Linked DNA regions of Mus musculus: all the other regions are linked to region 1. A link is a loop called in an ENCODE intact Hi-C map of the cell type or tissue named here. Cell type or tissue: left cerebral cortex. All regions are shown on one strand.

Region 1 (8,000 bases):
GGAATGTGAGCCATTCCATCTGATGTGATTGTTCCCTGTTGTCTTTGGCTGGGACAGTGAGCCTGATGCTTCGGATGAAAACCTCTTTGCCCTACCCCCTTTCTGGGCTTTGCCTAATGAGTCAGCCTTCCTGGGCCCTGATGATGGCGTTCTAACTTCAGCAGGAAGTAGTTAAGAGAATGCATTGCCCCTTATCCTCAACGGAGGCTAGAATGTCAGATCTAAAGGCAACTTCTTCGCAAGGGGAACAAAATGACTATATGTATTGGCATACCGGGCTCTCTCATTGTTAAAAAAAAAAAAAAAAAAAAAAAAAAAAGGTACCTGTTGAAACCAAATAGAGCAAGGTCTATCAACAGCTAGATTCATTAGCTAAAATAGTTCTACAATATGTTAAGGTACTTGGCCTACTCTATACAAAGAGCAAAGAAGAGGACTTTAAGAAAAATGTATTCTTTCTATGCTAACCTCTTGCGCGCTTCCGACTCACCAGCAAGAACTACGCTGCAACAGGATCCTGCTGCACACGTTTATTGGGAGAGCTTGATTGCAGAGGCAAAGAGACCCCGAGCCCAGAACTGGTGCTGCTTATATAGGCATAGGAGAGGCGTGTCTCACATCCAGATTGGTTATGCACTAAGCCTCATTTGCATGTTCCTCATCTGATTGGTTATTCTCTCTCAGTACCTCACCGAACATCATTAACATACCTCATTTGCGTGTCTCACATCTGATTGGTTATACTCTCAAAACCTCATTATCATGCCTGGGTCAGGCAGTGTCTTGGCAAAAAACTTTACTGCATATGTACACATTGGTTGTTTGCCCAAACTTATGCGTGGTGTCCAGCAGTAGCCTGCGCCACCCTGCAACGACACATGTGGCTTCCCACACTAACCAATCAGACCAAATTAGAGACCCTAGCTATGATACAAATTTTGTCTCTTGCCAAATAGAAAATGCTAGTATAGAGAGTTGGCCTGGTGCTGCTAACATACTCAAATGCTAAACACCAGTCCCCAAGATCTGGGTGCCATCTCAATGAGCAAATTCTCTCGTACACCAAATAATGTTGTATAAACTTTGCTCGCCAATCTTCTCTGAGTGGTTAAATAAAAATGGCCACAGCCGATTACTAGGGAGAATGAAGGTAGGTGGTGATTTCCTTAACAGGCTGGAGGCTGCAGGCAAGGACCATGAGAGAGAAGAGGGAGGAGAAAAAGGAAGAGAGGAGGAGGCTGCTGTAAATGGAGATGAGCCATGAGAAGAGCATCCTGAGGACCAGCTGATGGAGCAGGAAGGCAGCCCAGGGAGACTCAAACAGCAAGTAACTTGGGGAGCGCAGCTGGGAATTAACCAGTCAAGTGTATAAAAATAGATTAGGGATAAGCACCTAGTCATTGTGTTAAGCTGATTAAATACATTGATAGTACTCACTCTCAATTATTGGGGGTCTGGCTGTGTCATGTTAAGAATAGAGCTAATTAATAACCATTTTCAACAAAAGCTAAGACACTTGCTGTCTGCTGGCATTATTAGCCATACAACAGACATAAATGGCCGTTCCCTATTAAGAATTTGAAAGGGACACATAAGACCCAAGAGGATGATGGGCCATTCTGACTCCACTTTAAGATTAAAAGCCATCTTATTATAAAGTCACTCCTATTTTCTGTAAAACCTGGATTTAACCAGGTCTTAACCCATCTTCTGGAATTTGACATGTTCCGCACCCTGTACCCTGACCTCCATCCTGATAAGATGTTCTACCAAATAATTTTTAGATGTTCAGCCAAGTTTCTACTAAAATTCCTCTGGAAATCTTCCCAACCCTTAGACCTCTTCTAGTCTTGCAGGTTTTGGGGGGCTATAGAAGCCCTACTTTTTCATATGTTCAATACTATTTCCACAAACCCCACTTTAGGGAGATGGCCCTGACAGAAAATCAAGCTTGCTGAATTTGACCAAAGACTCTGGGTAATCTTGTTTGGTGGGATTAACAACTCACATTCGTTTTTAAACACAGTTACTGCAATAGTTGGTGCAAGAGTCCATGTGGGGGTTATACTTGGAGTGGGAGGGGGCTCTGAGGAGAAGACCTGATCTGTCACCACCCAATGGAGGACAGAGGTGAAGCCACAGGGAGGTGCAGAGGCTCGGGGCTGTTATGAAGCAAGAGGCAGAGGAGTGATGTCCGTTTCTTTGGGACATGGATGCTGAGGAGAAGGACTTGAGAAACACAGCAGTGGTGTTCTGGTTAGCGGTCCATTACAGTGATAAACACCATGACCAAGAGTCCTTTGGGGAAGAAGGGATTTATTTGGCTTTCACGTCCTCATCAAGAGCCATTAACGATGGAAGTCAGGGAAGGAACCTGAAGGCAGGAACTGAAACAGAAACTATGGAGGAATCCTGGTTACCACCCACTCTGCTCCCCAACGGATAGAAGGAGACCACCTACCCAGGTACCACCCTCAATGAGCTGTGGCCTCCCCATATCAATCATGAATCGGGAAAATGCCCCACTGTGTTGCCGACAGGCCAATCCTATGGTAACATTATCCCAATTAATTTTCCTCTTCCCAGATGGTCTTAGAGCTTCTGTCAAGTTAACAAACCGCTAACCAGCACAGGGATGTAACCTCTGATGAGAAGTCTGGTGGCCAGTCTTGGAAAGACACTAAATCTTGAAGGAGCTGGGAAAGATTCTGCCCCCAAAGAGAGATCAGTGTGAGGGTGGTTTGGTGACCCTAAGCAAGTAGCCTGAGAAGTTCTGGTCCTTTGGTTGAGTTAATGAGAGGAGAGAATTTGAAAGAGGCAGAAGCTCCCACAGACATGGGAGTCACATTGTTGTTGAGCTGTAGGTGAGCTAGCTGTGGTAACACACCACCCGGACACGAGCTTGCTTCTCATCCCAGCTCCAGTGTCAGTTACCAAGGAGGCTCTGCTCCACACAGACATCCAGGCACCCACGTTCTTTCCCACAAGGGTGTCTGTCACCTTGAGAAACTAGAGCATCTGGGGGGACCGTCTCCATCCAGGTGAAGAAAGGGAGAGGACATGGGGGATTGAATCAGAGGTCTGTGGGCCAGGTCTGCAGCCAGTAAACTTCATTTCTTGTAAAACACAGTATATAGCCAGCTCTGGTTGCACAAGAATTTAAAAGATGTAGGCTACCCGGGCGGTAGTGACACACGCCTTTAATCCCAGCACTTGGGAGGCAGAGGCAGGCGGATTTCTGAGTTCGAGGCCAGCTTGGTCTACAGAGTGAGTTCCAGGACAGTCAAGGCTACACAGAGAAACCCTGTCTCGAAAAACCAAAAAAAAAAAAAAAAAAAAAAAAAAAAAAAGATGTAGGCTAGCCTTTTTTCTTCTTCTTCTTCTTCTTTTTTTAGGACATTAAACAAGCTGAGTGTGGGGGACCACGCCTGTAATCCCAGCACTCTGGAGGCAGAAGCAAGAGGGTCTCTGTGAGTTCTAGGACAGCCTGGGCTACACGGAAAGACTGTGTTAAACAAACACAAAAGAAACCCAAAGAGAGGTTTTATCCTAAGTATTGACAGCACTCATGTGTGCTGGGGGTGTTGGCTTCTTCGTAAGTGTTCTCATAACTTGAGTTATAATTTCTACACACGGGTCTTCAAATTTTAATTTTTCTTAGTTGCTGCTTTAAAATCTCCCCTTAAAAAGACTTAAATTGAATCTTTAATTGAGTCTCAATTTCCAGCAACCAATTTAAGAATGATTCTTGCTTGCTTTTCAAATTCAGAAGCAAATGATAATTTTAGGGTAGATGTTCCATAACTTTAAAAATAGCTTTAGGAACATTTGGGGGTTAACAGAGGTCAGTCTGGCCTTGGCTCTGGCTTTATCTCTTGCCACTAAGAGGGCTGTGACCCAGCATAGACAGGACAACGTAGGGAAACAGCGCCACCGTGCGGAGAGTCTACTGAGGCTGGCCGTGAAACCTGGTTCTGGTCTTTATGTTCAGTAAAGCAGAGATTCTCTAATAACCCTTTTCTGTGAAGGCATTAATGCCTCCATCAGGACAGAAAGAGCCTTTAGGCGGCAGAGCATCCTTGTCTTCCAGCTCTGCCACCTCCAAGGACCCCTACATGTTCATCCATTGAGAAGCTCTCTGAACTCTGTCTCATCACAGAAGCTTCACCATCACCAGGACACAATGACATCATTGGCCATGGTTGACTACTTATCTTCAGCCCCTATCCTTCCCTGAAATTTGAAAGTAGACCTGAAATTCTCAGCCCTCTTAGCCTGGTTCTCCCCCGGCAACTAGCCCCCATCTTGACGCTAGCTCAGAGCCCACCAAGGGGCTCCTACCACTTAGGAAATGTAGGTGTTCCTGTCAGCTGTTCCCCATTCAGACAACTACAGCTATCTCAGGAGATCAAAGTCAGGAATCCAGAGTGAAAAACCCCAAATGGAACAAAGTACTCACATCTACAAGGACATTAGGGATTCTGTCTCAAGAACCTGATCTAGAGACCAAATACGAATTTTTATTACATCATAGCGTCACAAAAACACTCACAAAAGAGAGGCAGAGAGGGGGAGAATATGCAGGAGAAAGATTAAGAAGCAGGGGAGGGAGAGGAGGGGGAGAGAGAGAAGGGAGAGAGGGGGAGAATATGCAGGGCAAGAGTAAAAAGCAGAGGAAAGGGAGGACGGGAAGGGAGAATGAGGAAGAAGGCGGGCAGGAGGCAAAGAAACACATGAACTGAGTACCAACTTTGCATAGTCGTTTGTCTGCTTCCTCGGGTGTAATATGCCCTAAGAATAAAGCAGCGCTTAAAGTGATAACAGCGTCAGAGAGCACAGTGTTGGCAGGGGCATTGCTGCCACTATCCTGTGACTTTTGTACCACCTATGTGACACAAAGCAAATGAGTTGTTATTTGAGCCTCTAACACTACTGTTTGGAGGTAAGGTTCTCTGGGTGGGAGAAAGACAAAGACACATGATGAAGGTGGTAACTCCATCTGAATTTCCATAGAACTCCATAGAATTTTTTTCTATGAATTACTTTATTATTATGGGGGGGTCACAGTTGACATAATCTGGACATAGAGAGAGATCAGGTGACAGCTTTGTGGCATTGGTTCTTTCTATCTACCTTTATGGGGGTTCTAAGGATTAAACTCAAGTTCTCAGGCTTGGGCATCAAGAGCCTTCACCCCTGCTGAATCATCTCAAGGGTCCTCATCTTAGTTTTCTATTGAAAGTGTCTAACAAACAATTAGTCAATGTAATCCTGTAATCCCAGTAGTAGGGATGTGGAAGGCAGAAGGATCAGGAGATCACAGTTATCCTAAGATATAATTCAAGTTTAAGGTTAGCCTGGTCTATATAAGGTGCCATCTTGAAAAAATAAAGGATTGAAGAGTTCTTGCCTCTACCCACTAAAAAAAGCCCAGAATTAGTGACTAGCCCAGTAGCAACGAGGCCCCATAGTATCCAGATTGTGGTCATCATAGTTTCATTTCTGTCGCTGTGATAAAAGGTACTAACAAAAGCAGCTTTAGGAGGGAAAACAACAACAACAACAACAACAAACCATTTATTCAGCCTACAATTCCAGGTTACAGTCTGCTGTCACAGAGAAGCGAAGGTAGGAACCTGAAGCAGCTAGTCACATTCAGGGTCAAAGGCACAGAGAGAATAAATAAATGCATGCTTCTTGTGTTCAGCCACCTCTCTTCACTCATCTAGTCCAGGATCCCCTACCTAGGGAATGGTGCCACCCATGGTGGGCTGGGTCTTCCTACATCAGTTAACACAGTGAAGATCATAACTCATACACTCTTCTACTGGCATGCCCACAACCGACCTGATCTAGACAACCCCTGACTGAGACTGTCTTCTCAGGTGATCCTTGGCTGTACTAAATTAATGATTGTTGCAGGATATTTGATCACACTGAGAACTCTGAGATTGTGTTAACTGAAAACAAACAAACAAACAAACCTGTTTTTAATTGTAGCATGGCTCAGCCTTTAATCACACCTTTAATCCCTCTGGCTAGAATACAGACATGTCTTTAGTATACACTTTTAATCCCAAACAGTAAAGGTAAAATTAGTTTGTAGTTGGAAGCACCCATGTTGCAAGTGATGTCTAATTGAGTGGCAGAGAAAGTGAAAAGTCAGAGAAAGATTCAACAGAATAGAATCTGCCCAATTCTCCCAAGAAGAGAGAGGAACGGGAAGCTACTTGAGGGGCAATGTAGAGAGAGAGCAAAGGCAGTTTTATTGGGAGAGTTTTATAAAGACAGGTTGCAGAGAGAACAAGCTTGACACAGATGAAGACAGAACGAGACAGAGAATGAGAAGGAGCCAGAAGGTTAGGACATATTGCTAGAGTTAGTTCAAGGCCAAGCAGAGCAAAAAGCCAGAGGCCAAGAGAGAAGTCAGAGTGAATCAGTCAACTTGGAGTGGAGTTTGAACCAGAACGGCTAGCTGAGTTGAGCAGCCAGCCAGAGTTCAGAAAGAGCTAGAAAGGATGCACTTATTTAGCAGTAAGTCTCAGAGGCTGAAAACCTTCTAGGCCTAGATAAGATTGTATAGAGATTTGAAGCTTCCAGGACTAGGCCTAGGTTAGCAGACAGAGGTAGTAAGCCTCCAAGAAGACAATCACACCAGAAGAATAAAATATACTTTTACAGATGATCACATACACTGCAGTGTTCTTGAAATACATTTTAAAAAAATTTTTGGGTCAGGTTCTCCCTACATATCCCAGGCTGTCCTTCAAAGCAATCTTCTTGCCTTGACTTTACAACTGTTGGGATCACAGGCCTCTGCAATGACAAATGATAATGCTAACTGTCAACTTGACCGACTCTAGGATTGCCTGAGAGATGAGCCTTGGAACCTGGCTGACGGAGAATATCCTAATTACATTTACAGGACCATCCCGAAAACAGGCAAAGGGAGTTGAGCACCAGAAAACATGGATTGTCTTTCTCTGCTCCTTGACTATGGTTGTGATGATGTAATGCTCAAGCCTCGGATGTCATGGCTTCCCACCATGATGCACTGTAAGCTGGGATGGCAAGCCAAATGCATCATCTCATTTTAAAGCCACTTTCGTCTGAGTATTTTATCACAGCCATGGGAGAAGAAACAAAGACACAGGCCTGGCATTAAAATACTCATTTTCACTAAAAATAGCAACAGCGTTGCCTGAAATGGACTGAGCCAAGTCTAAATAAGAAGTGAAGAAGCCAGGCCTGAGACATCTTGTCATGCCATGTGGCTAGGAAGATGGTGGGCTTAAATCAACTGGAAGGACTCAGTAACTAGCCAGGGGTCAAAGACTGAGTGATTCCCATGGCAACAAAAACAACAACTACAGTGCCTGGAGAGGTGGTGCCTTTGATCCCAGCACTTGAGAGACAGGCAGGCAGATCTGTTTGAGTTTGCTGTCAGCAAATTTATGCATCTTAAAGTTAAGCTGTTTCAAATGTAAATGTATCAAATGTATCAATCTATTTAATGTATCAAGTCTATTTAAGTACATCGAATCTTAAATGCATCAAATCTATTTACCTCGTTTCTTTATACCTAAAACATTACTGGTAACCAGAGTTGCCAATAAAACAGTACACTTGTGTAAAAACCAAACACAACCAATCAACAACAAAACAGTTTATAAATGAGAGAATGAAGCACTCCTGCTTTTTATTTTGAGATGGCTGCTCTGTGCCTCATCCTCCCCAGTGGTGAGATCACGGGTGTGCAGTGGTGGGGTCAGAGGTGTGCAGTGCACCATGTGTCCCCAATGGTGGGATCACAGGTGTGCAGCACAGACTGCTCTTCACCTTTTTTTTGTCACTTAAAAATTACTTATTATTAAAATTACTTAACTATTAATACACACATTGATGTGTATGTGTGTGATGTGTGGGCATACATGTGATGTCAGAGGGCAACTCTGTGTCTCCTTGCTCCCTTGGGTGGGCCCCAAGGAATGAACTTGGGT
Region 2 (8,000 bases), 71 kb after region 1:
CATGGCTCTGGTGGATAAGTATGTCAGTCACTTTTAAAAATGCTGGCCCTTTGTGTCCTTCTGAGAACTGCAGAGCCCATCTCATGCCTGGCAGTTCTAGTCCTCTAGTATCTGCAGTTCTGGCAAGATGGCTCAGTTGGTAAAGTACCTGCCTCAGGAGAGGACCTGAGCTTGACCCTAGAATGCCCATAACACTGGGTGTGCTGGCCTGTTTATAAAGCCAGAGCTGGGGAGGCAGAGACGGCACAACTTCTGGGTCTCCAGTTCAGCCTAATTGGTGAGCCCTCAAACAACGAGAGACCTTGTCTCAAAGGAGGGCAGTTACCCAGAGGATGAGTGGTTTCCTTCAACAGACAAACACACTAATGGTATGCAGGCAAAAACTTTGATTCTGTAGCTACTTACTTTGCTAAATCCTAACTTCACAAAACCCCTCTGTTAATTCTTTTTTTTAAAAGATTTATTATTATACATAAATCCACTGTAGCTGACTTCAGACACACCAGAAGAGGGTGTCAGATCTCATTATGGGTGGTTGTGAGCCACCATGTGGTTGCTGGGATTTGAACTCAGGACCTTTGGAAGAGCAGTCAGTGCCCCTACCTGCTGAGCCATCTCACCAGCCCCCCTCTGTTAATGCTTAAGAATGCGGCCCTACTCAGAAAGTTCATATCCTTTTCTGCCACACCACCCTGGAAAAGCCCCATCTTGTCTTATCTCACAAGCCAAGCAAGGTGGGAATTGATTGGTCAGTCCTCAGTACTTGGATGGGAGTGTTCTTTTCTAGGTGTCTTAAGTGTCTCTCCCTGCCCCCCAGTAGTAACTTACTCTTATAGTGATAAAAAATAAAATGAGTTTGTGGAGAGATAAGCCAGCATTTAATTTGGCAGATGGTAATTATAGAGTCTTAAGTAATAGGTACATGGGTATCCATCATAACATTTTTTTCAACTTCACTGTCTGGAAATTGCTACATTACAATGTAGGGGGAAATATTCAATAAAAATAATCAGGCTCATTCATTACCTGTAACCAAAATAGATCACTATGCCTTTATTGTGGGTTCCAATGGACTGACTACTCAACACACAGATTTCTGGCTCTGACTTGAACTTACAAAGACTTGCAAAGGGAAGACAATATGAATGGCAACATAACTAAATTTAATCACTACCTCATTAGCAATGTATTCGAACTTGATTGCTACTTTACTGGCATGTGTTCATTGTATAATAATGGTTTTTATCTGTATGTTTTAACAATATACATAACCTGTCTGAACTACTGACCCCATTTTACAAATGATCCCTTCTTGTCTTTAGATTATGCATATTTGGTATTTGGCTTTCTGAATATACCTTTGTTACCTTACTATATAGCTTCAGTATCATCCATTTCCCTACAAACACCATAATGCATACTACACTGAGTATACATACATTTTCTTTACCAGTTTACTCACTGATTGGCGCCTACAGATTCCCTAACTTGGTGATGAAGGCACAGCAATGAAGTGCAGTGTCTTTAGTACATGTTGACTCTAGCTTCTTCAAGTGTACTCCCAAGACAGTATAGCGGGATCATATAGTGGGGGGGGGGGGCTGGGGGGGTATGTCTACAGTGTGATGGCTTTTCTTGGTGTCAACTTGATACATTTGGTATTAGCGAAAACCCAAGCAGCTGGGCACACCTGTGAGGAATTGTTCTAAGTTCAATCATTTGATGTGGGTAGGTCTACCTGTAATCTGGCTACACCTGGTGACAGTCCATATAAAGGAACTGGAAGAAGAAAGTGTTTGCCCTTCGCCTACTTGCCCTTGCTGGCAAGTTCATTCCTTCACTGGCTGTACAGCCTAGTACTTCTAGATTCTGTCATATACTGAAGACCAGCTGAACACACACACACACGTCAGTCTCTGTCCTGTTCCTAGAGAACCCTAATACACCAATGTGCATACACTCCACGGTGGCAGAGCTGACTTATATCCCAACCGATGGTATTTAAGAGCTATTCCTATCCTCACTCACCGGCACTCTTTATTTTCTTGATGACAACTATTCTGACTGGTGTGAGAAGGAAATTACAGTATAGTTTTCATCTGCATTTTCCTGATGGCTCAGTATGTTATTTTTAAATACAACTATAGGCCATGTGTATTATTTTGAGAACTGTCTAATCAATTTGAGTATTTATAGCTTAGGTTATTTTGTTTGTAATTTCTGAGCTCTTTCTATATTCTGACTATTAATCCCATCAGCTGAAAAGCTGGCTAAGTTTGCAGATTTTACACCAGCCTGTTGGAGCCAGTTGCCTGAGCTGGTTCTTGAGACCTCAGGTCCAATATGGTAAATCAGCCAAACTAAGTGGCTCCACTAGGGCACCAATGTTTTCCTTACTGGGGGTGAGGGGGCTTGAGGGTGCTAACAGGTGGTCCAGGCTGACCTCAAACTCAGAGATCCACCTGACTCTGCCTTCTGATTGCTGGGATTAAAAGCCTGTACTACTACAGTCCATCCAATGTTTCTGAATTTTACCTTGTTGTCTAACAATGTACCTGTCTCCAGACTAATAAAGTAGGGCTACAATATAAGCAAGCATGGCCCCATGATAAGAAACTCTGACATCAGAAGCCTAGACAGAAAGCAAACTGGAGTTCCTTGAGCCTGAGGGAAGGAGGTGGGAGAGACTGAATAGATGAGCTAGCTCTACGACCATTTTGGGGATGACCAAAGTTCTCACCCTTTTTTTCAAGTGGGACTGTACAGGTGTGGAGAGCTTTAAAAACTCACCAAAATACAGATATACAAGGATTAGATTTTAAAGTTTTTTTTTTTAAGATATTAACAACCTCTGTATTTTACCGCTTCCACTAGCCCCAAGACGCTTTCCTATAAAACTTTCTTCTTGGCTAAATGTCCTAAGTCTGCATCGTCTCAGATTAAATGCAGAATGGAGCCTGAAGTGGGCAAGAGGGCTGGAATAGCTGTAAGGAACATTTGGAGTTGACTCAGTTATCTTGCTGATACAAATGCTCCACTCTTAGGCCATTGAAACCTACTGGGCTTTGGAGGCAGCTTCAAACCCAGCAGCCATTCTGCATTGATAAGGGAGTGGTGGCGCTTGGAGCACAACCCTCAGGTTGCCCATGGTGCCGACTTCTTGGCTCCAGTGCGGCCATATGCTCCTTCCTCCATCAACTCAGCCAGCAGAACTGTGACACAACCTGACACACTTCCTTTCCTTACGCTTTCTGTGCCCAAGTTTATGACAGAATTGAGCCAGCTGGATTTAGTCTGTCTAGCTCTTCTACAGACTTGTGAATGTGTTTTTGAAAGTGAGAATATGAATGAATAGGAATGAGAATGGGTTTATTCTGGCCTCTGAGACATTCTCTTCCATAGCATTTCCTGCCCATTTACATGGCACAGAAGTAGCTGGCCAGCACTTAGAATCTTCAAAAGCTGAAATGCCCAGAAATGCTCCTACAATAAGCATCTGATCACCGCAGTCCATCTGACCTGGCATCACACACACACACCCAGCTAGGGCCTTTGAAGGCTCCAGTGTGCTCCTTGTCTCCACTAAGGAGATAGCATGAACTAAATAACAAAACAAGTTAACTTCAAAGAGGCTTTTAAGTCTAAAAAGGAACAAAAATGTGTATTAGACTCCTAAAGGGAAATACAGTAAATGGAGTTTGGGGGACAGAGGCTTTTCCACTGGGGACAAACCAAGGAAAGCACTGGGAAAGGGTGTCATGTGAGTTAGGTTTAAGTCTGAGATCTCACCCAGATGAAGGTAGTATAGGGTGAAGTATTTCAAACAAAGGGAGATGCCTGGGCTGTGATTAGATTAGAGAAATCGAGAGTCTGCACTACTTTTTCTTAAAGTGCAGATGCAGAGGAACCAGTGGAGGCTCCACAGGTCTGAGTCACAGTGACTGAGGAGAACTGCCTTTTGTCCACAAAAACATTTGGCAGTTTTGAGGTGGACATATGCATCCATTTTTTTTTTTTAAATACCAATCAAAGTTAGAACACCCAGTCCAAATACAAGACTATGGGGTAGAATCCTCAGGTCAGCAACCTTCACCCCCAAGGTTAGGGGAGAAATCCACTCTAGATTAACTTTTAACCTCCAGTCAAAACCGTTTTCAAAAAATTCCTTTGTAAGACCTGCAAAGGTTTTTACCAACTGGACTTTCCCGCCTAAACTCAGTACTCCCGGCCTTTCTGCGTCCAACCGCACTATCTGTTCCAGTTACTCTTTTCAGTCTTTCCTCTCTGAGGACATCACCCTCCATCACCAATCAAAAGCGTGGCGCTGAAAATAGGCTTCCTCATGTAAAGTGCACTTCTGGGTACTGGATCAGATCCCTATGAAACACTAACACCAGTCAATCTCCACCGAGCAGACATAGCTCCTAGCCCTACTCGCTTGCAGCACTTGGGTGACGTCCGCCAAAGACTAATAGCTAGCAGTCCTTGGAAGACTTCCTGTCCCCCGAAGGGGGAAAGAAAATCTAAGCACGTGTAAGTTTTAAAACATCAGTTGAGAAAACGTTCGCGCGGGATTTCAAGGTGTATTAGAAAAAAGAGACACGAGTGGGCCGAGCTATTGAGTGGAGAGATTAAAGGAAAACAAAACCAGAGAGCATCCAAGGGAGAAAAGATCAAGGGAGGAGACAGGGATAATAGGAACTGCGAGATGTGTGCCCCCAATCATTAAGGATGCACAAGGGTTATCAGTTCTGCAACAGCGGCGTTTCAAACACCGAGACACTGAGCAAAAAGAGGAAGAGTGCTTGGTTGGGCTCCAGCACGGAGGTGTGCCGGCACCGCGGGCTGAGCGGGGAGGAAATGACGAGCCAGAAAGGGGTGGTAACGGCGCCGGCCCGGGAGCCCCGGTGGCGGGCCGAGAGGAGGGGCGCGGCAGGCGCGCCAACGGCCCCGGGGTGGGTCTTGGGAGGCCGCGCCGCGCGTCTCAGTCTGGCCTCGCTCCGGATCTGTAGCCCCAACTGTGCAGAGCTCAGGACACACGGGCCTCGTCGGGGCCCGGAATGTGGGGACACACAAGGACAGGCCGTAGGATGAGGCTGGAACGACGTGGGGAAACCGCCACGGTCCGTGGCTGGGCGGTCAGCCACCTGACCTCTCGGGACCGAGGATCGGGGACCGGTGGCGCATCCGCCACCGGCCCCCGGAGACGATCCAGATCCCGAAAAGCCTGGCTCCAGGACGCCGTCCCAACGCTGGACGGCCCCTGCAGGCCTCCACCAACTCCGAGCCGGGGCTACTGGCTACCCAGCTCGGGCAGCCTCGGCTCGACTCCCGGGCTCGACGGACGCCTGGGCCTCTCCTGAGTGGTCAGCGAGACCCGCCAATCGGGGCGCTGGGGCCGGCTCTGGGCCGCTGGATATTGGCTCCTCATACTCACCGTGCCTCGCTCCCCCGGTTCGCTGCCCGCGCTGATTGGCTCCAGTACCGGACCCCGAAACCCAATCAGAGGCTCCAGCCGCCGCTGCCGCCGCCACTGCCGCTGCCTCGCAAAATGGCGAATCTGAACAAAGGGGAATCGGGCCTCCCTCCAACCGCCTTCGCGCAAGCGCCTTCGAGACCACGCCCCATAACCCCGGCCAGCCTGGCCCCGCCCCCTAGGAAGAGCACCGCGCAGGCGTTCCAGAGGCCACACCCACTTCCTGGATTTGACACCGCCTCCCGCCAAAGGCCTACGCAGGCGCCTTTCACACGCTCCGTACGCTGCTGCTTAAACACCTCCCTGAATTATATACCACGCAGGCGCTGACACGCCCCCCTGCCCACCTATTTCTAAGCGTCCACTGGGACCCACCCTCTGGGGCCGAATGCGCAAGCGCTCTTCTTCTCCAGTCGGGGTCGGCATCTCGGTACGCATGCCTGAGCGGTAGCGGGAGCCTACGGAATTTCCCGCCGGAAATTCTGAAGCCCTTACTACCGAGAGCGGGCGCCGCTACCCAGCTAGAGAGGCTCACTTCCGCCCCGTTAAGGGATGGGGGCGGCCATCTTGAGTGTGCGTACAATCAAAAGGCTTTGGCGGGATTTGTTGCGTGTCGGGACTCTTCTGTTGCTTTCCTACCTACGAGGGTTTCATCCCGAACCCTTCCCTGCTTGGAGGAGGGCCTGCTGACGGCCGATTCCTTTGCAGGTGAAGGATGACCCCCCAGTACCCACTTTTCTGCGGGATCCCAGGGTTGCCCTCCTTAGGGTAGGAGGAGAGACGGGGAAGTCTTATCAGACCTTCCTTCCTGTACCTCCAAGACTGGTGGTGATCTTCCCCTGAGAAGCAGTTCTCGGCTCACCCTGCCGCTCAGTGTAACTGTGGCCAGGTCTTTCCCGTTCTAAGCTATATTCTCTGGGAAAATTCTGGACTGTCCTAAACCTTCCCTGCTAGAAGTAAGGAGGTGTGTCTTAGGACCGCCTTTGCTTCGGCTCCTGGAAAGCTGTTTTGTGTTGCCTCTTAGAGGCTGAGTGAGCTCACATCCAGAAAGAATACCTTAAGGAGGTGGGGAAGACTAAATGGGTTGTCAGGGTGATCTGAACACGCTATGTTCGGGCTGCCTGAGCGGTATTTTTTTACTTGCTTTTCCTTTTCATTAGCAGAAGGAACTCTTAAATTCTGGAAATAGCGACTCAGTAGCATGGCCACCCGCCTTAATGAAGATCCAGAAGGAAGTCGAGTGCGTAACAGCTATTAAATTTATCGGTGAAGTGAAAATCAGAATAATTGAGGTCAAAAGCATAAACACTTTTTAATTAAACCAATAATTGGATTCTCGCCCCTCCCTGTTTGTTTCTCTCTAGCTGATTTACTTAGAAAAGGCTAATACAACCCTAGGCAGATAATAACCATCCATCACTTTCCTTTTACAGATACTTTAAAATATCGTGGTTAACTCCTAAGTTGGGAAGAGTTGTCTTTAATTCAGAGTGTCAGAGAAGCAGGGTTGAAGCAGTGGGGGTGGGGCTCTGTTGAAGATCTGAAAGGAGAAATAGTTTTCTGTTTTTAACCTTTTTTTTTTTCCTTTGCACGTTTTAGATCACTTACGTGAAAGGAGATCTTTTCGCATGTCCCAAAACAGACTCTCTAGCCCATTGTATCAGTGAGGATTGTCGAATGGGTGCTGGAATAGCTGTTCTCTTCAAGAAGAGATTCGGAGGGGTGCAGGAACTGTTAAGTCAACGTGAGTTTCCAGAGCATCGTAGCCTGGTTCATGCTGGCTGAAGCCTGATTTGGTCTTCCGCTATACTCTGTGTACATGTACAGTCAAAGAGATTTCTAGTGACTGCTTTTAACTGTTAAGGGTTTTGTTGTTGTTATTGCTGCTGCTGTAGTTTTTTTAAACTTCCTCAAGATTGGCCTCTGCTGTAGATCTTTACCACACTAAATCAGAGCTGTTGTCAAAGTTTCCAGTCTCTTCGCCCTTTTTGTGTATGAATTTGCAGTGTGCAGATACATACATGTAAGGAGTCCAGATGTTGGCAACATCTGTCTTTGTTGGCTCTCCACCTTTCTCTTTTCTTTTTCTTTTCTTTTTTTTTTTTTTCTTTTCTTTTTTTTTTTTAGCGAGGACACGTCTTAATAACGTAGAGCTTGTTAGCCCCAGGCATCCTCCTATGTGCTTTTCCAGTTTGGGCTGTCCAGTGTGTACCTGACACGTAGGTTTCCTGTGGGTGCTGGGGATCACACAGGTTGTCATGTTTGTCCAGCATGCACTTCACTGATTTAACTCATCTCCCCAAACCCTCAAAGCTTTTCTTCCAAAATATTTCACCTTTCCCACACTTTGGTTAACTGAAGGGCTTATCAAATTCCATATGCTCTGGAGGTCAAGATCCTGTACGAAATATTATTCCGTTCTTTCTTTGAAGCAGAGTCTCGTTGTGTAGCCTAGGCTGGCCTGGCTCTTGCTTTGTTAACTTTAGCTTGTCTTGACCTCTAAGCCGTCCTCCTGGCTCAGTCT
Region 3 (8,000 bases), 460 kb before region 1:
CACTACCAAGGACGGAGGCTGGAATGTGGGCACATGGTGGGGCGTTTCACAATCTCACCCTACCCCTGTTACTCTGCGGTTGCACAGCAAGCCCGTTGCTCGGGTGAAGGAACAGTGGGTACTATAGGTATCTTAGCCTACTTCAGGTCTCCCCTGAGCCAGGAGCCCGGCGCCAATGTATGTAGGCAAGAAAATAGGTGCTGGTGAGATAGGGAAAGGTTCTGACCTACTGTGTGCTGAAACAGAGCATAAACTGGATGTGAGGCCTGGTCCTGGACCCAACCTGCTTTCCTGCTGGCTTCCCGTCAGACCCTGGCCCTCTCCACTCAACAATTCCACTGTGAAATAAAGACGGTGGGTCCAGGATTCTTATCCTATAGCAGGAAGAGTTTAGGATGGCAGCTGTCACCTCAGCTCACATGCCAGCTCTAGCCATGATTACTGTGGGCTTCACCTCTCTGGTACCCTGCTCCCTGAGATTCCTTCTCTTAGTCAGAAGTGAGAATGGAGGATGGCAGTGCCCATCTTGGGGTTGCCAGTTATGTCCAGGTAGCCGGCCATGCACACTGGTCTCCTTCATCCTTGACACCCACATTCCTTTCTCAGGAGGGCATCCGGGGTGTCCCTGAGAAGCAGAAGCTGGGCTGGCTCAGGCCGGGCTGGGACAGCTTACTCAGCTAGGGCCCACATACCCTGTCATCTTTGGCGGTCTCCGTTTCTGATATTCCCGCTCATCCACAGTCCACACGGCCCCCTTGACGTTCTCCACACGGACGAAACACTTGTGCAGGCTGAGGTTGTGGCGCACGGCATTCTGGGGATGCAGTGAATGGGTTCACCTCCATTCCAGTGAACGTACGTAGAAAATCTTCCCATGGTCCCACATCTCATATCCCAGGGAACAATAACCTCAGTCCCGGCACAGGGACACTGAGAGGGAAAGTCCTCAATGTCTGTCTCATCTCAGAAAGGGTTGTCTCGGATAGGGTGTGCTGGTACATGCCTTCAATCCGAGGACTTGGGAGGCAGAGGCCAACCTGGTCTATACAGGGGGGTTCAGGCCAGCCTGGACTACATAGAGGCCCGGTCTCAAGAAAATGTTGTTGCCAATGAAATTAAATAATTCCTTTCTACATCTTCACTGGCCAAACACACTGGCAGAAATCACTCCTGACTTCTGATTTTAAGATTGCACAGGGACCCTGGTGGCTTAGAAAGGCTGAGACACTGTACCTCAGGCACACACTGAGCACTGCAGATAACTTTGGCAACTAGCTTACGGTCCTCACTACCTTTACTGAACCCCTAGGAGTCTGGGGGTGGGGGTGGGGGCTGAGGCTGTGAGCTCCAGACAGATAGCTTTCTGGGAGCACAGGTATCCAGTGGAGCCTAATAGATACACCTGGAAACCTACTGCTGACTTGAAAAGACGGCCCAAATGCACAGCGGCAAGACAACAAGACAAGAGAGAGAGTAAGACATCTTGTCACTACCTCGTCCTGGAAAGAGAACTTCAGAAATTGAGGTCACCTGGTTGGTAGGACACATGGGCGGGGATTGCAGGGCCCAATTCCCTCTGGAAGCCTGGGTGAGGGCACTGATCCACCCATCTCCTGTCCCCAGGTCCCTTGGTCCCACCTCCCTATCTCTGCTCTCAGTTTTTCTGTCTCTCACCAGCAGCCCCAGCCCTGTCCCCATTACATGTCCCCCACCAGTCTCCTCCAACCCGCCTATCCCGGCTCTTCTTTACATTTCTAAACGGGGAAGAAAGCGGGCAGGGCAGGCAGCGGGTGCCCCTGGAGATCTGCTCTCCCTCTCTCCCATCCAACTCTTGCCTCTTGCAACTGGCCCGATTTCATTACCAATTTTAATTTGCCTCTAATTAAATCCTGTGTATTTTTCCGACTCGCTTGCTAACCCACGAGGGAGGCGGGCGGCTGGAGTGGAATCTCACGGAGCGATAATTACAAAGGGCCTAATCACGCCGGGGCTCCTGCCTCGGAATAAATTTGCCCGCATTACGGGGCTCCGATCCTCCGCTTTGCAAATGAGAATGACCCCAATTTCCGAGGGTGGCCTCGCCGGGGCTTTTTTTCCCTCGTTTCGAAGCCTGATTCGTGACGAGAGACTAATTCGTTACGCTGAAACATTAACGGCAATTTAAGGGGTCTGGCGGGGGCTGCGTAAACAAAAGGATGGGCCCACAACACAGGCCCTAGGAGGGGATGGACACAGGAAGGCTGCTGAGGACCATCCACTTGGCAGATGGTAGCTCTGTCCCTAAGAAATGGCAGCTGGCTTGGCACACGCCCACCCCCAAGCCTGGATACCCTAGGTCTAAAGCAGCCGGCATGGTCTATGGATGGGGACCAGAAGGGGTGGGGGTGGGGATCAAGAAACCCAAGTGATGTAGAGAAAGATGACCCGGAGAAGGTGCAAAATAGATGGGAAGAAACCACAGGCTACTCTTTCCCCAGTAGCATGAATGAAGTTGGCTGGCTGAAAAGAACTCTCAAAGTCAGTGTGGATCTCAAGCCAGTACAGTCTGACCGGACAGGGCAGTGTGGCACCCCCCAGGGTGCCACGTAGCAACAAGCCACACTATATCAGGACCAGATTAGGGTTGTGTGTGAGGGATGAAACAGATCAAGGTGAGGCTCTCGGCATGGCCACTGAGAAGCTATGAAAGCTGCCTGAACCAGCTCTACGCTATATTCAACTCTAGGTGATGGGATTGTATCATCTGTAAAGTCTGCCATCTGACCTGGCCTAGACGTTGGAGGCTGGACCAGGTGGCTCCTAAAACACAACGCTAGCTCAAAAAGAGGGCAGGGCTGTGGTTGCCAGGAAGTGACATCACTCATAGCCAATCAGAGTGGCTGCCCCTGCTGCATAGTCTAAGCTTTGGGAGGTTGGCACAGGAAAGGGAAGATGCCATGATAGGCCCTTCTAGTAGTCCTTTGCACATTACTAAGGTAGAAAAGGCTGGACAGCTGCAGATCCCACCCAGTGCTTGGCGGTGCCCTGGCCCGGAGGGCCTCCTCCGTTCCACTGTGGAGAAACCCGTCACACTGCAGGAGGTCTGTTTGGCTGCAGTTTTCTCACAGGCCAGCAGGAGGACCCGAGAGCCAGGGATACAATTAGAGTTCTGAGAGAGTGAGAGAGAGACGCCCTCTCATGTATCTTGACTTCCTGAAAGGGCCAATACTCCACCCCCCACTTCCTCCTCCTCGTCCAACTCCGCCTTAATTTAGATACCACCTTCTCATCTTGCTTCATAGTGCAAGACACACATGGTGCGCATGCACACCCTATATCGACCATAGAACAGTGTCCCAGCCTACATCTCTGGCCCATTTTCCTAGGTCCTTGCATTCCTCTGGTCTCCAAGGAAAATGCTTATAGCTGAAAGTGTTAAGTGACTAATTGAATAGAGACAATTACCTCCCTGCCACTGGTGAGCTGGGTGCTGTATGTATCCATTTGTGTCCCTGGGAGTGGTCTATAGACTTCAGTCTACCCATGTATTGGGGCCAGTATACACCTTTGAACCTCCTCCTAGACTGGATTAGTTATGAAATCTGGAGCCATGGATTTACCCCAGGACCTGCCACTGAGCTGACCGTCAACCCTCCAGAGGCCCTGTCTCAGGGAGTTGGAATTCTTTGTACCATACTAAAGAGAAATAATTTCTTCCCGTTAAAGAGACAGTGCGAGGCTGGCCAAGGTCATTAAAAGGAAGACACTGTGCATGCCTAGCGCACACACAGGGCTGGATTCCACACCTAGCAACTGTCTAACAGGGTGTGGTGATGTTCACTTGAAATCCTGGCACTCAGGGAGGTGGAGGCAGGGCGATCATTAAACCCAGGGTTTTAAGACCATCTGCGACAATACGCAAGTCCCCGATGTACAAAATAGCAAGTTAGGAACACTGGAGTTGCTGCTGAGGGGACCGGGGTGAGGGCTATTGGTGGACCTGGTGGGCTATTTCTGCAGAACTGTTGAGGGGACAAAGTAGTAGGTAGCCTTGGTCTCAGTAGACTGTGGCGGTTTAGAGAAGAAAGTCAGGATGAGGGAGATAGGGCAGGTCTTACCTTCCAGGTGGCCGTGTTTCTTCGGAAGTAGGCGAACATCCTGGTGAACCAGTTATAAATCTCATTTAGCGTCAGCTGCCGATCTGGAGTTTCCAGAATGGCCTGCAGGCAAGGAAAGGGCAAAGAGACCCTCAGACTAGATCTGGGGGCCTCACGGCCCTGTGTTCCACCCTTTTATGTAGCCCCTGACTCATCCTTGAGGACAGGAGACCCAGAGGCGGGTTGGGATTCCCCGCTAGGCTAATGAGCTAAGAGAGCTGAGGGTATTGGGAGCCGGGCCTCCAGAGACTGCGCATGTGCAAAAAAGACATGGGAGCCCTTCACGGTTGGGGGTGAGAAAGGGCTTCATGCGCCCTAGCCTGAGGTAGCACTATTGTTGAGGCGGTTGGGGATTTTCTTTATTTGGGCAAAGTGCGCCCTGAGAGAACGCACGTCTGTAGGAAGTACCACAGAATAGCCACGTGTGTAAGGGCATGTGCTTGTGTTTATGAATAGCAAGTGCGAGCTAGTGTACGTATGCAGAAGTGAGCGTCACCCTGTGCATATGGACAATAAAGATGAATGGGAATGGACCCAGTGAGCTCAGGCAGGATATGCTACAGCCCGCAGGAGGCAGACCGGAGGAGAGGGGCTCAGGAGTGAGGGACCTTATGGTCGGGCATCAGGAGGCCTGGCTCCAGTAAACTTGCCTTCTCCATCCTTCCGGCCTTCCATGCTTACCTGGCGGATAAGGGAAGCGTAGGTGAAGGGGGGCCTGACGTCAGCGTTCTTGTAGAACTCATGATTCTGGGCAAGCTCTGGGGGAGACAGGCAGAAGGTGAGGCAGCCAGATCGGGAACCCCCATCAGTTGGGGTTGGGGGGTACCCCTCCTACAGCAGCCTCACCTGAGGAGATGGGGGAGCAGAATTTGTCATTACTTCTCCTGCGGGCAGGGCCCCCACTGTGCAAAGAGGCAGAGCCCAGGCCAGGGGGACGCAGGGGTGTGACGGGGGCAGCGGCTGAAGTTGGGGGGTGCACGAGGCCATCCGGGAACGGGTCTGCGGAGACGGTCACCTTGGAGAATGAGGAGGAGCCAGGGACTGGGTTCAGCTGTGAGCAATGGGGTAGGTGCTGAGAAAAGCACCCCAAGAGGTTGTTCCCTGAAGGTCAGGGCTGTGCTGAGGAGGGGTCGGGGGATGCTGGGAAGTGGGGGCAGGGCACTCACTGGCTGGCTGAAGGGCTTGGGCTCTGAAGGCCGCATGTGCAGATGTGCCATCATGGCCTGCAGCCGCTCACTCTCCTTGGCCAGCTGTGAAAAGGCACAGTGAGGGGGGGATGGGTTCTTATTCCCCTACAGGTTACCTGTCACTGTCACTGTCACTGGAGACCTGGAGGCCCTCAGAAAGTCTCAACACACACACACACACACACACACACACACACACACACACACCACCCTTTCCTCACCTCTCTCACACACACCCCTCCCCCAACTCTGTCACACATACACACACCTCCCACTCCCCACCTCTCTCTCTCACACACACATACACACTTGTGCATATGCACGCACATACCTCCCTGCCTTTCTCCACTCTCTTTCACACAGACACCCCCTCCCCCCTCCCGTCACATACACATAAACACATGCACACACACACACACACACACACACACGCTCACAAACACACACCCTGCCCCTCACCCCTCCTTCACTCTCTCTCACACACACACACATCACACACACACACACACACACACACACACACACACACACACACCAGCACCCCCCCCCCCAACCAAGGCACCTGTTCCCTCTGAGCCTCACTTCTGAAAACTTGCTAAAGGCCTTGGCCATTCTTTGCCCTTCTGGACTCCCACCTCCTCAGGACCAGGAACTGACGCTCTCTCCCTTTCTCTACAGCAGTCTTGGGCTCACACCACCTTACACATGGCAATCTTCTTCCAACCAGCCATGCGCCCCTTCTCCCCACGGGAGGCTGAACAACACCCCAGTGCCTGCCTGGCTCACTACTGAAGAGGTGAGTGGGGACGGCAAATGATTCACTTCCCCCATTCATAAACCTCAAAGCATCTCTTACAACTGCCCTCTCTCCACCCTGTGAGCAGCCAGAGATGGTTAAGCAGGGACGGCTGATTCGGTGGCTCTCTTAAGGACTCGATGTGATGCCGGAGTAAGGGTTCTAATCCCAGTCCCTCCATTCCCTGAGTGGCTCCCTAGGCCTGTGTTATATGGAGATGATGGTATCCGGCAGGCAGGGCAGGCAGACCACTCTGAGGATGTCCTGAAGCACGCTGCACAGCAGGCCTGCACATTAGCCATTCACATGAGTCTTGTTTTTACTTAGCATATAAAAACAGCTCCCTGCATACAGGGCCTCAGCCTTGGCTACTCAGCCTCAGCTGTCCTCACCTCACACGATGGTGAATAAGCCCTAGAGAGCACAAGATGGACTCTGACCATAGGACCCTCCCGGGACCCTCCCTCACACCCTCGGGTCACACCTGGATCTCCAGCTGTTGGACCACCTGCATCTGCACGCGGCATTGGGCCGTGCTCCGGTCATCCAAAGCGTGTTCTGTGTTGAGGTGTCTTAGGGAGGAGGAGGCAGGGAAGAAAGAGAGTGAGCTCTGGTTTCTCTACTTTACCCCTAGAACCCATCCTCCAAGCCCCGAGTCTGTCAGCCAGCCCTTAGCCAGACAAGCAGACAGAAGAAGAGATACAAAGAAGAGATGGGTGGAACAAAGGGGGGGGGGTGCGGCAGTTGAGGAAGCTTTCTCCTCAGCCTCCTTTTGATGTCTTAGCTAAAACCGGGCTACAGAGAGATCTAATTGCAAATGAACTAATTAAGTAAACCTCTGACGAAGCGTGAAAACAATTTGTTTGACCCTGATGCTGCAAGGGTCCGGGAGACAGCGGAGTTAATCAGTCAGTGACAGAGCTTGGCACCGTGGTGGCAGCTGGCCGCCTGCTGCCAGCCGCCTTGTCTGCCTCCCACCCTGCCTGTCCTCGGCTGGCCGTCCTAGGCGTCCTAGGCCATCACTCTCCGGGATGTGGAGAGATAGGCTTCCTCCTCTGACACCCCTGCTCTGGAGTGGGAGAGAGTTGTGGGGAGAAGCTGCCAGCGGGGATCTGGAGGGGAGGGGCAGGGAAAGCAGAGAGGAAGGAAGAGCTAGGCCACCCCACTGTTTGGCTTAGCTTGGCTCAGCTCTGCTAGGACATTAGGACCCCAGGTGATAAGAGCAGGCTGGACAGAGGGTTCCTGCAGGGAGAGGACTGGATGCCACCTACTTGATAAACTGGCCCAGGTCTTCACACAGGGTCTCACAGCCTGGCCACTTGCACTCCCCATGTCCATAAAGAGGGTGGGAACTGGGGGTCTCCTCATGGGAGGAGCTGGAAGGAGAGGGAAAAGGTAGTGGTCAGAGCTGCGGAGGCCCTCTGCTCGGCAAGCCCTGGGCCCAGCTTTTGTCTCTACTACTGGTCCAGCATTCTGTTCGCCCTGGGAGAAGAGGCCAACCCCTGGGTTCCCTCCCTCCCTTCTGCCCCTCCCTTCCTCTAGGTCCCCACTACAGTGCCACCCTCGAGGTTCCAAGTACTACCCAGAGCAGAGCCTTGTCACGTGCTACCCCCAGGGCCATCCATACCTGTCTCTCCGAGATGTGAGCACAGTGGGTTGTCCGTTGGGTAAGGGGTGGTGGGAGAGGGGCGGGGAGACCTTGGGAGGGCTGGCAAACGAGGTAGCAGTAACAGCTGTGCTGGCGAGGTCCAGCCCCTCCTGCCTGCCGCTGTCCTCAGCGGGCTGCCCCGGGGCACCCTCGCCTTTCCACAGCTGGGGCAGGTCTGTCGGGCACACGGCTGCTGCGGGAGACAGAGGCTGGCTGGCTGGGAGCACAACGGG

Evidence for each region. Hi-C counts contacts between places; a loop is a spot of excess contacts. Peaks named below come from ENCODE experiments on the same cell type or tissue, not always from the same donor. Only the 100,000 strongest peaks of a DNase experiment are listed, where the experiment ranks them.
Region 2: it touches region 1 in a loop (4-fold over the local background); 5 of 42 quality-filtered maps call a loop at or near these places.
Region 3: a loop joins it to region 1, with 5 times the contacts of the local background. A loop is called at or near these places in 4 of 42 quality-filtered maps.

Annotation. Positions count from the first base shown.
Region 1 is chr17:48,333,134-48,341,133 of GRCm38, forward strand. No RefSeq gene overlaps it. Among named protein-coding and RNA genes, the nearest start is that of Trem2, 9.3 kb to the right of the region's middle. In left cerebral cortex, a CTCF peak has its summit at 3,934; DNase peaks (open chromatin) are centred at 1,239 and 3,932; H3K27ac peaks cover 209 bases.
Region 2 is chr17:48,404,189-48,412,188 of GRCm38, forward strand. Nfya (nuclear transcription factor-Y alpha) reads right to left here and starts at 5,632. Exons shown (of 10, transcript NM_001110832.1): 1 at 5,438-5,632. Oard1 (O-acyl-ADP-ribose deacylase 1) reads left to right here and starts at 5,812. Exons shown (of 6, transcript NM_001289490.1): 1 at 5,812-6,184; 2 at 6,640-6,716; 3 at 7,076-7,220. The coding sequence starts at 6,678. In left cerebral cortex, no CTCF peak of the experiment used is centred here; DNase peaks (open chromatin) are centred at 3,249, 3,913, 4,398, 4,842 and 2 more places; H3K4me3 peaks cover 3,059 bases; H3K27ac peaks cover 3,422 bases.
Region 3 is chr17:47,870,538-47,878,537 of GRCm38, forward strand. Foxp4 (forkhead box P4) reads right to left here. Exons shown (of 17, transcript NM_001110825.1): 7 at 7,747-7,960; 8 at 7,391-7,495; 9 at 6,604-6,691; 10 at 5,303-5,386; 11 at 4,983-5,151; 12 at 4,818-4,894; 13 at 4,098-4,199; 14 at 693-814. Among named protein-coding and RNA genes, the nearest start is that of Gm25201, 34 kb to the left of the region's middle. In left cerebral cortex, a CTCF peak has its summit at 3,102; DNase peaks (open chromatin) are centred at 1,980, 3,130, 4,178, 4,427 and 6 more places; H3K4me3 peaks cover 2,400 bases; H3K27ac peaks cover 2,361 bases.